Regions from separate parts of the Homo sapiens genome. Here region 1 is linked to region 2. Evidence: chromatin contacts called from ENCODE Hi-C or POLR2A ChIA-PET data. All regions are on one chromosome and are shown on one strand. The core of a region is the stretch at or near the end of the contact, and the rest is flanking DNA. Distances in the headings are between cores, read along the strand shown. Region 1 holds the start of NT5C1B-RDH14 (NT5C1B-RDH14 readthrough). Region 2 overlaps LOC105373454 (a long non-coding RNA gene).

Region 1 (5,973 bases), core at 904-3,403, 69 kb after region 2:
CTCTCCCAGAACTCCCTGCCCCCTAACATTTTCCATTATGCTTTCTGCTCCTTAATTTCCTCACCTCTGCTACAGAGATCAGCTCACCTGATTGCTCAGACGAACTCCTGTTTTGTCAGATTCCTTTCTTTTTTCTGCTTCTAGACTCTCTTTTGAGGACCTCATTCCAGGCTCATTCTTGACAAGGAAACAAAGAATGTTTATTAATTTTTAATCTCAGGGCATTAGGAACTTTGGCTTTCAGAATAAAAGGATAAAGAAAACACAAAATTTATTTATTTGCCAATATAAAAAGGTATAAACTCTAGACCTTAGTTTCCCCTGTTCTAACAAGCATGAGTAAAAGGTAACACATATTTTATTAAAAAGAATTATATAAACAAGTTTTAATATAGAAATTTGTTGGTTCATAGATTTGAGATATAAAGCATTTATTGTTTAAAGACTGATAACATGGGAAATATTAGAGAATTGTGAAGTTGTTTATGTAGAATAAGTTTGTTTTTTTTTCTATTACTCTGAAGATTGCTACTTATGGAACTTACTTTTCCTTGCCATTTAGAATTCAATTTTTTCTTGTTTTCATCATCACTACAGCTCAAACTTTTTGTGGCTCTAGCCTCACCAATATTAGTTTGATTTCTAAATATAAGGACCTTAATCTCATACAAATTTATTGAAAGTCATGTCTTCTGTTCCTATCATTTAATTACTCATAGATCTAGAGTGGAAAGGGATTTCTTACCAACAAATTAACAACAGATAGGGAAAACCAAGTAAAAGAGCACAAGAAGATGACTCACTTTATGGAACTCTACTCAAATATTTATGTTTTCATTTTCATTTGGAGGAGATACTTATTGGAATATTATTTGAACTGTTTCATGCTAAGTAAGTAGCTGCAATGTGATCAAGATTAGTGTTATTTATATGTTTAAGGAGCACAACTTCTAAGTTAGACCAAGATCCACTAGAGCAGTCTATATTCATCCGTTTATGCTCTGTGTCTTGCATGCAGGAAAAATCTCATCAATGTTAGTTGCATGAGAATGTTAGTTGCATGAGAGAATGGCATAGCTGTATGACTCCTGAACTAATTTTAAAATCTTTTCATCAACCCTCACTCACCTTATACACATACATAGCAGTCACCATAATACCTCTTACTTCTAATTCCAAATGATATTTTGAATCCAGTTCCTTTTTTCTATCTCTATTATCATTGCCTTGTTCCAGGTCTCTGACCATCCTGGGACTACATTTTCAGAATATAGCCTTTCAAACAGGTTTCATGGCCTTAAATCCTCTCCACTTCTAGATCTGTCCACCGTATTTATTTAGAGTAATATTTACAAGATGTAAATCTAGTAATGCTTCATTCCTGGATAAACACTTTCTTCACTTGGTTTGACCAGGAGCCTCATGATGTTTTCCTGTGTACCTGCTACTTGCATGCCCTTCACTCTATACTTTATCACTATGTTCTACTAATACCAAGTGACTTGTATTTGCCTGCATACACCAGCCTTATTTCCTTATGGTCTCCTCTTCTCTCCTGTGTTCTTCGAAACCCAGCTCAGTGTGACCTGGGGGAAGTTCCCAGAGTGAAATATTGCCCTGTGTTCCTTGTGTCTTTTGTACATACTTTTATGGAGCAATGAGTTGTCCTTTGTCTATTGTCTTTCCTACTAGGCCATGCATTCTTCAAAGACAGCCACTGTTTTTACCTTTTACTACTAACATATGAGTATATGCTAAATGAATACTGACTTATTGGAATCATTTATATACTACACGTTTTTTAATCTCTTTCTTTGCTGTCTTAATTTCTTTTAAATTTCTCCTTCTTCCCTTTTCTGTACTCTTTCCATTGCCTTTATTCTCTCCCTTCTCTTTTCCTCTACCTGAAGCCATTATCTGAAATTATTTGATCATTGCAGAGCCTTTGCAGAGGCAAATGATGGACTGATATCCACATTTCTTCAGCCCCATGGCAAGATTCTAAGACACTCGGTTCACTCACCTTTTTCTGTTTGAGAGATGTTTGACTCATTTTTTTACCTGTTGAAATTCTTTTGTTGTTATCCACATTTTTGTCTCCCCAGCTCCATTTCCTGTCACTTCCCTTGCTCAGTCTAGCTTTGCATTTAGAATGTCAAATTTATGACATCATATGTGATTCCATAGTAACAAACTGACTCTATGAATATGTGATTAACCTTTTCTTAAAAAACAAAAAATAAATGTTTCTTCATTTTGAGTGTATCTGCTCATAGCCATTGTCTTTGTTTTCAGAAATTGATGTCTAAACATTGTTCAAATGTTCAATATGTAGCAATATCAATATTACCACTTCCTTTTTAAATCTTTTTAAGCATTTCTCTGCCATTCATTATATTAATCCCATTTGTGACTGTCTGTTTCCTGGTACTGCCAAAATGAATGGCAAAGTCATTTGTGGATCCAATCATTTATCCATGTTCATTCTGCCAGACAGACTTTGGAGGGCTTTTCTCAGATCTAGAGACTATTTTTGACAGCTGGGATTTTGTTCCAGACATGGAGTTTAGACTTGAGTTTGAGTTTAGCTTTAATGTCTCATGTTTCTTTCAATGGCAAAACCTGTTGAGGAAGACACTGTCAAAGCCCCTTCCCCATGGCTAGACTCAGTGTAGAATGTTACCTTTGCTGCCCCATCCTTAACCCTTAACCCTGGGCTGCCCCATCCTTAACCCTTTAAACACTAAAGCTAAACTCAAACTCAAGTCTAAACTCCATGTCTAGAACAAAATCTCAGCTGTCAAAAATAGTTTCCAGATCTGAGGAAAGCCCCCCAAAGTCTGGGAGAGTGAACATGGATAAATGATTGGGTCCACAAATGAGTTTGTGATTCATTTTGGCAAGTAACAGGAAACATACAGTTACAAATAGAATTGATATTTGTAAAAAGTAGCCCCTAACTCTGGTTTACAGAATCTAAACATGTTCTCCATTTTAGTTTTCTCCTTTTATCTTCACCCAAGCTTTAGATAGGAGACATGTGCCATGCCAACCTGAGCTGGTGAAATCATCAAGGACTGAGGCAGGTTTCCAGCCTGTTTTCATGGGACAAGTTGATAGCTAAGGTTGAATATCGGAAGTTGTTGATGGTTTTAATTTAAGTTATCCAAGGAGTCTTTTAGTTAGTAAAACATTCAGGCTGTAGGTAAGAGTGCCTGGGTTTAAGTTATTTCATCTCTCCCCTACTCCCCACTGTACACCCAACCCCCAGCATTCTACCCAAAATTTGTACAGGGGTCATTTGTTTTTGCATGGTTATGATGTTATTGTGTAATATTTGTATAAGTTATGTAGACAATCAAAGTTGTAAGTGCTATACGTTTCAGAGTAACTTCAGAGAACCTTACCTTTTCTATTAAAATCACACCCCTAAGTACCAAGAGCATCTTTATTTTCTTAGTATGCTGTGTTTGGGGCCAGAGCAGCTAATGTGAATTTCATCTCATTGTAATTAGGTGTTTTATTTCTACTATTCAGGATTATAAACTCATTATGGCTTCTTAGCACTCCTTCGAGGGAGAGAGCAGAGGCTTCTGTTATAGGTTTCATGGGTAGGACTTCACTTAGGGAAGCCTGACATCCCAAATCTAGGGCTGTGGGCTGGAGTCCCTTCCTCCACAGTCTGGAAGCCTAGGCAAAAGCATGAACTGACCTGAGTCAGAGGTTTATGTGACTCACAGTTCTGCAGACTATACAGGAAGCATAGTGCTGGCATGTGCTTCTGGCGAGGCCTCAGGAAGCTTCCCAATCATGACAGAAGGCAAAGAAGGAGCAAATGTGTAACACGACAAGAGCAGGAGCAAGAGAGAAGGGAGGAGGTCCCAGATTCTTTTGAACAGTCAGATATCCTCGTAACTCATTACCATGGGAAGGCACAAAGCCATCCATTAGGGATTGACCTTCATGACCCAAACACCTCACACTAGGCCTCACCTCCAACATTGGGAGTCATCTTTTAACATAAGATTTGGAAGGGACAAATATCCAAGCCATGTAATGGGTTAAGCATGTTCTTGTCGCAAGACTTTTAAATTTGCTGCTCCATCTGCTGCAGCGGCCCATATATACACGTGCCTTAATTCCTTATTTTTTTAACTCTGCTCTCAAGCAGTCTCCTCAGAGAGGACTTCTCTGACTGTCACTAAAAATGATACCTCATTTCCTTCATCTTTTAACCCTTATGTCCCTTTATTTTCAATCATAACATTTATTTCAACCTGACTTTGTTTCACAAGAGTTTATTTGCTTATTGTCTTTTCTGGTCCCGCTGGAGCGAAAACTGCTTGTGAGAAGCGACCTATACATCTTTTCTACTGCTGCTTTCTTCTTGCCTAGAATAGTTACTAGGAGGTACTTCCATAAATATTTGTTGAATAAATACATGAATCTTTTAAGAAATGCGTTTACTTAACAGTGATAAGCAGGATACAGAATATTATGGTAACAGTAGTGGTGGAATTTTTTTTTTTTTTTGAGACAGAGTCTTGCTCTGTCACTCAGGCTGGAGTGCAATGGCAAGATCTCAGCTCACTGCAACCTCCACTTCCCAGGTTTAAGCGATTCTCCTGCCTCAGCCTCCCAAGTAGCTGGGATTTCAGGCATGTACCACCATGCCTGGCTAATTTTTGTATTTCTGATAGAGATGGGGTTTCACCATGTTGGTCAGGCTGGTCTCTAACTTCTGACCTCAGGTGATCCACCCGCCTTGGCCTTCCAAAGTACTGGGATTACAGGCATGAGCCACCGCACCCGGCCATGGTGGAAATTTTAAAAAGTCATTTCCCTATGCCTTTGAGGAGGACCATGAAGTTAGTGCATGGGAAGAAAACCCAGAAGAGTGCTGTATTTCTTTCCTGTCCTTTAAAGCTTTTTTTCTAGAGATCAGGGGTTCTCAAGCCTGAGAGTGCATCAGTGCATTACTCTGAGAGGTTGTTAAAGTGACTTTGCAACAGGAGAATGGTTAAACTGTGGCACATTCATACCATGGAACACTAATCAGCAATGCAGAGAAACAAACTATTGATACACACAATAATATGAATGACTCCACAGAGAATTATGCTGGGTAAAAAAAGAGCCAGTCCCCAAGAGTTATATACTATATGATTTCATTTGTATAACATTCTTGAAATGACAACAATTATAGAATGGAGAACAGGTCAGTGGTTGCCAGCATGACGAGGTGGGTGAAGTTAAGTGGGTGTAACTAGAAAAGGGCAACATGAAAGATCTCTGTGGTGACGGAAAGTCTGTATTTTTTATTTGGTTGTATCAGTGTCAACACCTGGGCTGTGATATTGTACTATAGTTTTGTAGGATGTCTAAATTGGGCAAAGGGTAATGGGATCATTCTGTATTTTTTTTTTTGCAACTGCCTATGAATCTACAATTATTTCAAAAATTTTAAAAAGTTTAATGAATTTTTTAAAAAACACATACACACAAATTTTTGGGCCTCTCCCCCCGGAATTTCTGATTCAGTAGACTTGGATAGGGCCCAAAACCTAAATGTGTAACATGTTCCCAGATAAAGCTGATACTGCTGGACTGAGCACCACACTTTGATAATCACTAAGCCAGAATAATTAGGAATTCTTCATACTCACAGGTAAGCTCTAGCTGGTCCATCGACTTCATGTGAACAACATCAAATAATCCTCTACCATCTTAAATATTATTTCTTGTAGTAAAGACTATCATTAGTGAAACAGTCTCTAGAATGGGCCTGTCAGACTCCAATGCTCAAGACAAAGCCTCACCTTTTTTCAATAGGGCCCTGTCTGATTGGTTGGACTGTAAGCAGTTCACCAGCAACATCTGTGTCCTTTTCTGACTGCCTCAGCTGGAAAGGAACTGTCCAAGTTGTAGGTTCACATCCTTGGCTGCACATTACAATTACCTGAGAGCTTTTAA
Region 2 (6,342 bases), core at 3,752-6,251:
GATCCTACACCCTGAAGTGATGGCTGCTGACAGCAGAGTTTAGAATCTTGGGACTACAGAGGATGCCTTTGTCTCTGTACCCTTGTCATTTCCTGGAAGAAGGGGAGTCATCCCCATGAGTCTCCTGCAGAGGTGGCCAGAGATAAACACTAGCCGAACACAACTGCACTGTCCCTGGCATTTGGGGCCTCTCAGAATGAGGTTTGTTGTCAACTGGGAGAGCCCTGGTACTCCATTCCCAGGATCAGCCATCAGGGTGCAGACATTGCAGGTCAAAACGTCGTCTCAGACTTTACCCTCCAACCATTGAGAAAACATCTCTGCTTAGTGCCAGAGATAGCCCCACCTAACTTGGTGGAAGTAGCAGTAACGAAGTATAAACACACCTCCTTCTCCCAGACGCTCAGGGCTCTGTTTACAGATTAAATCTCAGGATGTGTATATTCGACGTTCTTATTCCAGGATATTAATGGCAAAATGAACTTGTCTGGTGATGGCTCCGTCACATTAATGTCTGATGGACGGTTCGGATGTGAAAGGTGCATTAAGGCCTGCTGAGGGCCCTGCGTGTGCGAGTCAGGAATGTGACTGCAAGGCTGGAATGTGAGCTTGTTTAGAGTGAACCCAAATGGAGTCGATTTAACCCTGCAGGAGTCGAGTCATCTGAAATACCACAGCCCCAGAAGGCAGAGTCTTGATAAATAGAAGGAAATGTGCAAAATATTTATCTTGCGATTCTTAATCTGCCTAATGTAGTCTAGCGGCATTTCTAGGAAGCTTTGTGGGTTTTAACCATTATCTCAAAATTTATAGTTAGCTCAGAGGTCAACTGGAAACATGGCTCTGCAGGTTCCTAAAGTCTGTTTAAATCTCCCAGAGGTATCCGGGTTGTCTCCTGCCTGGAGAAATCTGGAGAGAATTCTTACAGAAGGTGATGGGTGTGTCTGGGCTATGGAGCATCTCTTGGATTTATTGAATATTTAGCAAGCATCTATAATGTGCCCATCACTGAGCTAGGCAGAGAAAGGGAGAAACACATATTTTGGTTCTGGAGCTTGTGTGTAGTCTGATTGGGAGGTGAGATAGACCCCAGGAAACAAGTATAGAACGAAATAGAGCAATTAAGCCCAAGGTCTTGGGGTATGGGACAAGACAGCCAGACATTGAAGGAACCACTAAGATTTATCAATGTTCTTTCTCCTCCATCACAGGGTGTGTTGGCAGCTTCAAAATATGAGCCTTGAATGACTCTAGTTGAGAACATAGTGAAAGCCATCGTATAACTTGCAAAAGCAAAAGTGTTTTGTGTCTCTTCACATGCCATGTTGAGCGTATGTGTGTTGGTATCCAGGGTGGCTGGGAAAAGAGAGTGAAAGTGGGTGGATTCCCTTCTCTCTTCCCCTCTGTCTCTTCTTCCATCTTTCATCCTTGCCTCACATCCTACCCACAGTCCTTTGTAGATGACAGAAGCCACAGAGCTGAGGAAGGAGGGACAGCTGGGGGTGCCACTATGATTTCTGCCACCTGATTCATCCTTAAACATCAAGAAGCTGACTTTCCTAGTGCCTTGGTGGAGGACATGGTAGCTCCTCCAGGTCCTACTGAGAATACTCCAAAGTCCAAAATTAACCAATCCTGATTCCTAAAACAGGTAAAAAAGAACAGTTCTGATGAAAAGGATTTGGGGTGTTTTCTTTTTCTTTTTCAACTTTGATTTTAGAATCAGGGGTACATGTGCAGGTTTATTACAAAGATTTGTTGTGTAATGCTGAGGTTTGGAGTATAATTGATCCTGTCACTCAGTACTGAGCACAGTACCCAACAGTTTGTTTCCACCCTCCCCACCCTGCTCCCCACTTTTGTATTCTCCAGTGTCTATTGTTCTTATCTTTATGTCCATGTGTGCCCAATGTTTAGCTTACATTTATAAGTGAGCATATGTGGTATTTGGTTTTTCTGTTTCTGCGTTAGTTTGCTTAGAATAATGGCTTCCAGCTGTGTCCATGTTGCTGCAAAGGAAATGATTTCATTCTTTTTTATGGCTGTGTAGTACTCCATGGTGTATATGGACCACATTGACTTAATTGAATCCACCATTGATGGGCACCTGGGTTGATTCCATGTCTGAAAAGATTTAAGTTTTAAAAAATTGTTATAAAAAGCCACCTTCTTTTTTTGAATCTTGCTTTATAACTAGTACAAAGCAAACATCAGATACCTGTGTATATTTATACAATTTTAGTCATTTTCAGAATATTTAACTGAATATAAAACTGTTTTTAAAAGAACATTTTATTTTCTAAAAGTTAGTCTTTTTGTATCATGGACATATAAAAAATAACAAACCTATTTCAGCTCTTTAAAAGCTCATTTCAATAAAAACAAAAAAGGAAGCGCCGGCTTCATGTTCATTTCAGTGGCCACTAATCCAGCCAACACATACTGAATGCCCCTGAGTGCCTAACACAGTGTTAGATACTAATGGCAAAGGGGTGAATCAGATGTGGTCCCTGCCCTTTGAAACTAACTTGCTTTTCAAGAGGCTGTAACTGAGGAACACTCTCTATGGGCAGCTCTTTGGTAGCACAGAGTTCCCCAGGAAGCACTATATAACATCTCCCATCCCTGCTCCATCATGACTCATACGAAAAACTTCTAGGCTGAATTCTGTCAGGAAAAAAAAAAAGAAAAGAAAAGGAAAATGATAAGTAAATACATTTGACAATAAATTTGAGATCATAAACCTTGGGATTCTTTTTATAATACCACGCACTTCAAAATCAGGCAGTATTTTTCATTTGACGTGGTTTTAAAGGTAGCTCAAAGAAAACACAGGATTAACCGTAAGTAGTGGGATAGTAAGCGTGAGCCAAGCTTCCAAATAAACACATCAGAGACTTGGGCTAAAAAAAGACAGAACACAAATAACCTCCTCTTGATGTGCCTACAGTTTCATTTAACTGTTCCCAGGTCATGAACTAATTTACCAAAAAGAGGTTAACTCCAGTGCAACCAAATGGCATTTCAGGAAGCAGGTTTTGTGCATATCGCCTGTGGAAGCCGGGCCACTTGAACCCCGCCTGTGAAATGCCTCTCGGATGAGCACTTTTTAAAACTCTTTAGTGTATTCTTTTTCAGTGAATGGGTAATGCGTTAGGACATTGGAGAATACAGGCCTTAAGAAACATGAGCTTGGCTTCTTCCCAAGTATTGATGTCTCCAAACCAAAGAATTAGCCTAAATAAATTTGTTTTGAGTGACTGTGTGACCTCGAACAGCCTACTTTCCCTTGGTCAGCTAGATGTGTTTCCTACAAACTGAAGAGCTTAGATGAGCTGCTCTTTCAAGTCCCTTCCAGGACACAGAGGCCCTTCCCAAGAACTCAACACAGGAAAGCTGGCCTCTGCCCCCAGAAGCTTCCAGGCGAAGGAGAACAGTCAAGGAGCCAAAGTCCTAGGTGCTCCGCTGGAGGGTGACTTCCACTCACACCAATCTTCCAAAACCTAGGGACTTGGGACCGAGCAGCGGCATTATATCATTTCCAGGCAAAGCCCAAGTTCTGTCTTCCGTACCCACGGTCTCTTTTCGCATTTTGCGCAACATCATTTGCTGCTTCATCTGACCTAACTCGGTGGGTTTCTTGATTTTAATGTGTGTAGAAATTACTTATTGGAGAATTTTATTAAACATGCACATTCTTAAGCCTGGCGTCCAGTGATCCTCTTTTGGGAGGCCTGGGCAAGGGCCACGACGTAGGCACGCTTCACAGGCACCCAAAAGGTTCCCACGCAGCAGTGACCCATGAAACATGCTTTGAGGAACACTCATCTGATGGTTCTGGAGTGGGGTTGGTCTCCCTCACAGACTCAGGCTCCTGGGAGCCAGGGACTCATTTGACATTGCAGTGAAACAGAGAACATGGAAAGGGACATGCCATGTAGTCAATCCAAATTGGATGAGTAAGTGAATCAATGAATGACTAAGGCACATGCAATAGGGAAGGTCATTGTCACCATGAACTGAAACTTTCCGGCAGTGTTGGAGAAGGTAAGGTGAGTGGGAGACGTGGTACAAGACAGGCTTCAAAGCTGGGTCTCTGATGGGTCACCAGAAACAGTAGGGTCCTTGTAAGGCAATGCTTCTTCTCTAGCAGACACATTTTTCCAGAGGGAGTCTGTCAGCCTCCATGATATTTTAAGCTGCATCCCTCAAAATGTCGTAAAGGAGGATTAAAGTATAAATGATTGTCAGTTCACTCCTGTCCTCCTGGTACTGCGCTGAGCATCTCAGGCTGTTTGGAAGACAGGGGCAGCAAGGGAGGGGAGGAGCAGGGGAGGGCCTTAAAATGTGACTGAACAGAGCCTGCAGAGAATGAGGAGCTCTGGTGTGTCTTGGGGGGCTAAAGCAGTTCACAGGCTGCTACTTTTTTTGTGACATAGCTTTTACGGGGGGAGAGCCAGAATATTAAGCTCATTGCTTCCAGATGGGAAGGTTGGACAAGACAGAGAGGCTTTGGCTCCGAAAGCTTGGACGCTGTGGTGCGATATGGATGTGACATATTGAAGTAATCGAGATAGAAGATCTGGCTTTAGCCAAGGCTGTCAGATAGATACTTTTTAAAACATTACATGGTTTGTAACAAGGTATTGTGTATCCTCACAGAAACTCTGCCGCCTAGGTCTCTGGGAAGGCAGTGGGGGGAAAAGTGTGCTTATTTTGCTTGAGTTACTAAAGCTCCTTTTATATATGAGGAATTTGGCATCTCCTGGCTGGGAACGGCTGAGCCAACAGTGTCCGATGCACTTGTAATGTAGATCATGCTAGTGACTTGCTAAGTGAGTCCAGGTGTTTGCATAAGAGGCAGGGTCCTAAGCACCTCCTTATTTGAGCCCCGAAGCAATCATGGCCCAGTGCTTCAAATGAGCCTCAAATCTGTTTAATAAATCATCCTTCTATTTATAGAGTTAATCCAGGGAGAAAGCCTCCGTGTTGTCTGGTGGGGCATGTGCCACCAGAGGGCGCCCGATGTCTGCCTCATTCCATCAGAGTGGCTCTTGCTATATCAGGGGTTTTGCCTCCCCTGCAAGCTCCTTTATCCAGTCCTTTCCTTCCTGAGCTTTCAGGCCCTGGATGGCATACCTATGGATCAAAGCCAGGTGGGGCAGGGAGAACCCCCAGACCCTTTCACGAGGGACCCTTTCTCCTCCAGTGTCTTCAGTGAGAACTTCCCTCTGGGCCAGCCTGCCCATGCACGCTGTGGAAAGGGAGAGAAGGCCCTGCCTCATTTGGAAATCCTGAGTTTGCAATGTGCTGGTTTACTTGCAATTCTCATGTTCAGAGAATGGGCCCCTTCCTTGGCTAACTTCACACCTGAGAACATGTCGGGGCATCCCTGCGGACCCAGTGTCTGCTTCACATTTCAAAGGCTGGGAACTGTTAAGCTTGTATTTTGATTAAAATTTTGTATTAGCGCCCCCCCCCTTCAATGTAATTTCAGGATATTTAATTTCAACCAATCATCTGAAGGAAAGTGGGGGGAGGAGGTATCTGATGTGAAACAGCACACGGGGAAAGCCAGCCAAGTTAGAAAATAGAGCAGCTCGGGGCTGTGTCGATGTGACAACTGAAGTCTCTTTTGTTCTCTCAGGCAGGGTCTGAAACCAAAGCCCCTCAAGGACAGGAGATCTACCTCTGGGCTTGGAATCAAGAGGACCAGTCGTTCCGGGAGGCCTCCCTGCTACCTTTGGGGCCTTTGGCAAGTCCCTGAAAGTTTCCAGGTTTCAGCCACCTATTTGGGCTCTGGGGAGAGGAATGCCTACCATTTGCCTCTGGCTCTGGGATTTTAAAAGGAAAAGCAGCAGAGTCTTTGGAAAAACCAATCTCTGAAGACCCAGGGTGAACATTAGTTACAACACCCTAGCTTCGAGGTGATGTAAACTTCAGGTACGGAGGTTACGCTCAGAGGAATAAAGGAGCATTCGTCAAACATGAGCTCCCCTCGATTGTGGTCTAGGGTGGAGACCAGTTATTCAAGTGTCTGTGGGCCCAGGCAGGTAATGAAAATGTAGTTATGGGGGAACGCCCGGCTCAGAACAGGCGTAGAGTAAATAGTTGTTGTTGACTGACTGAAGGAATAAAAGTGGGTCTGATATAAGACAATAGGGAATGGTACAAACCTTGTCAAACTGGAAGGTACATGACTTGAATTTGATGTTCAAACTATTGCTTTTTAAAACACTAGTTTAAACATCTTCTGGCCCTAGAGCTACCAATTTGTATCTCTGTATCCACTTTTATATATTTTAGGCCCATTTAAAAGACCAGGAAAGGAGGAAAATAAAT

What was found. A loop is a pair of places that touch in the nucleus more often than their neighbours do. ChIA-PET counts read pairs that join two places held with the same protein, here RNA polymerase II (POLR2A). Pooled maps may share reads with other maps.
Region 1: a map of heart right ventricle shows a loop between it and region 2 (2.4-fold over the local background). The contact joins the promoter of NT5C1B-RDH14 here to the enhancer-like site in region 2. A Hi-C loop is called at or near these places in 3 of 168 maps with a recorded cell type or tissue (A673, Right ventricle myocardium inferior and heart right ventricle), 2 of 37 single-sample maps with no recorded cell type and 2 of 50 pooled maps. POLR2A ChIA-PET finds 5 or more read pairs at or near these places in 4 of 52 experiments (A673, GM10248, activated CD4-positive, alpha-beta T cell and 1 more).

Annotation. Positions count from the first base shown.
Region 1 is chr2:18,587,416-18,593,388 of GRCh38, forward strand. NT5C1B-RDH14 (NT5C1B-RDH14 readthrough) reads right to left here and starts at 2,154. Exons shown (of 11, transcript NM_001199104.2): 1 at 2,024-2,154; 2 at 88-177. The coding sequence starts at 2,053. NT5C1B (5'-nucleotidase, cytosolic IB) reads right to left here and starts at 2,154. Exons shown (of 9, transcript NM_033253.4): 1 at 2,024-2,154; 2 at 88-177. The coding sequence starts at 2,053. All of the region lies in intron 2 of LOC105373456 (a long non-coding RNA gene), which reads left to right.
Region 2 is chr2:18,515,695-18,522,036 of GRCh38, forward strand. It overlaps LOC105373454 (a long non-coding RNA gene), which reads left to right. Exons shown (of 8, transcript XR_001739302.1): 8 at 5,648-6,342. Among named protein-coding and RNA genes, the nearest start is that of RDH14, 42 kb to the right of the region's middle. Within about 2 kb of position 5,002, at least 6 of the 41 ENCODE cell types and tissues checked have a DNase peak (open chromatin) inside an H3K27ac peak, as active enhancers do; they include heart right ventricle, where a contact is called at or near this core.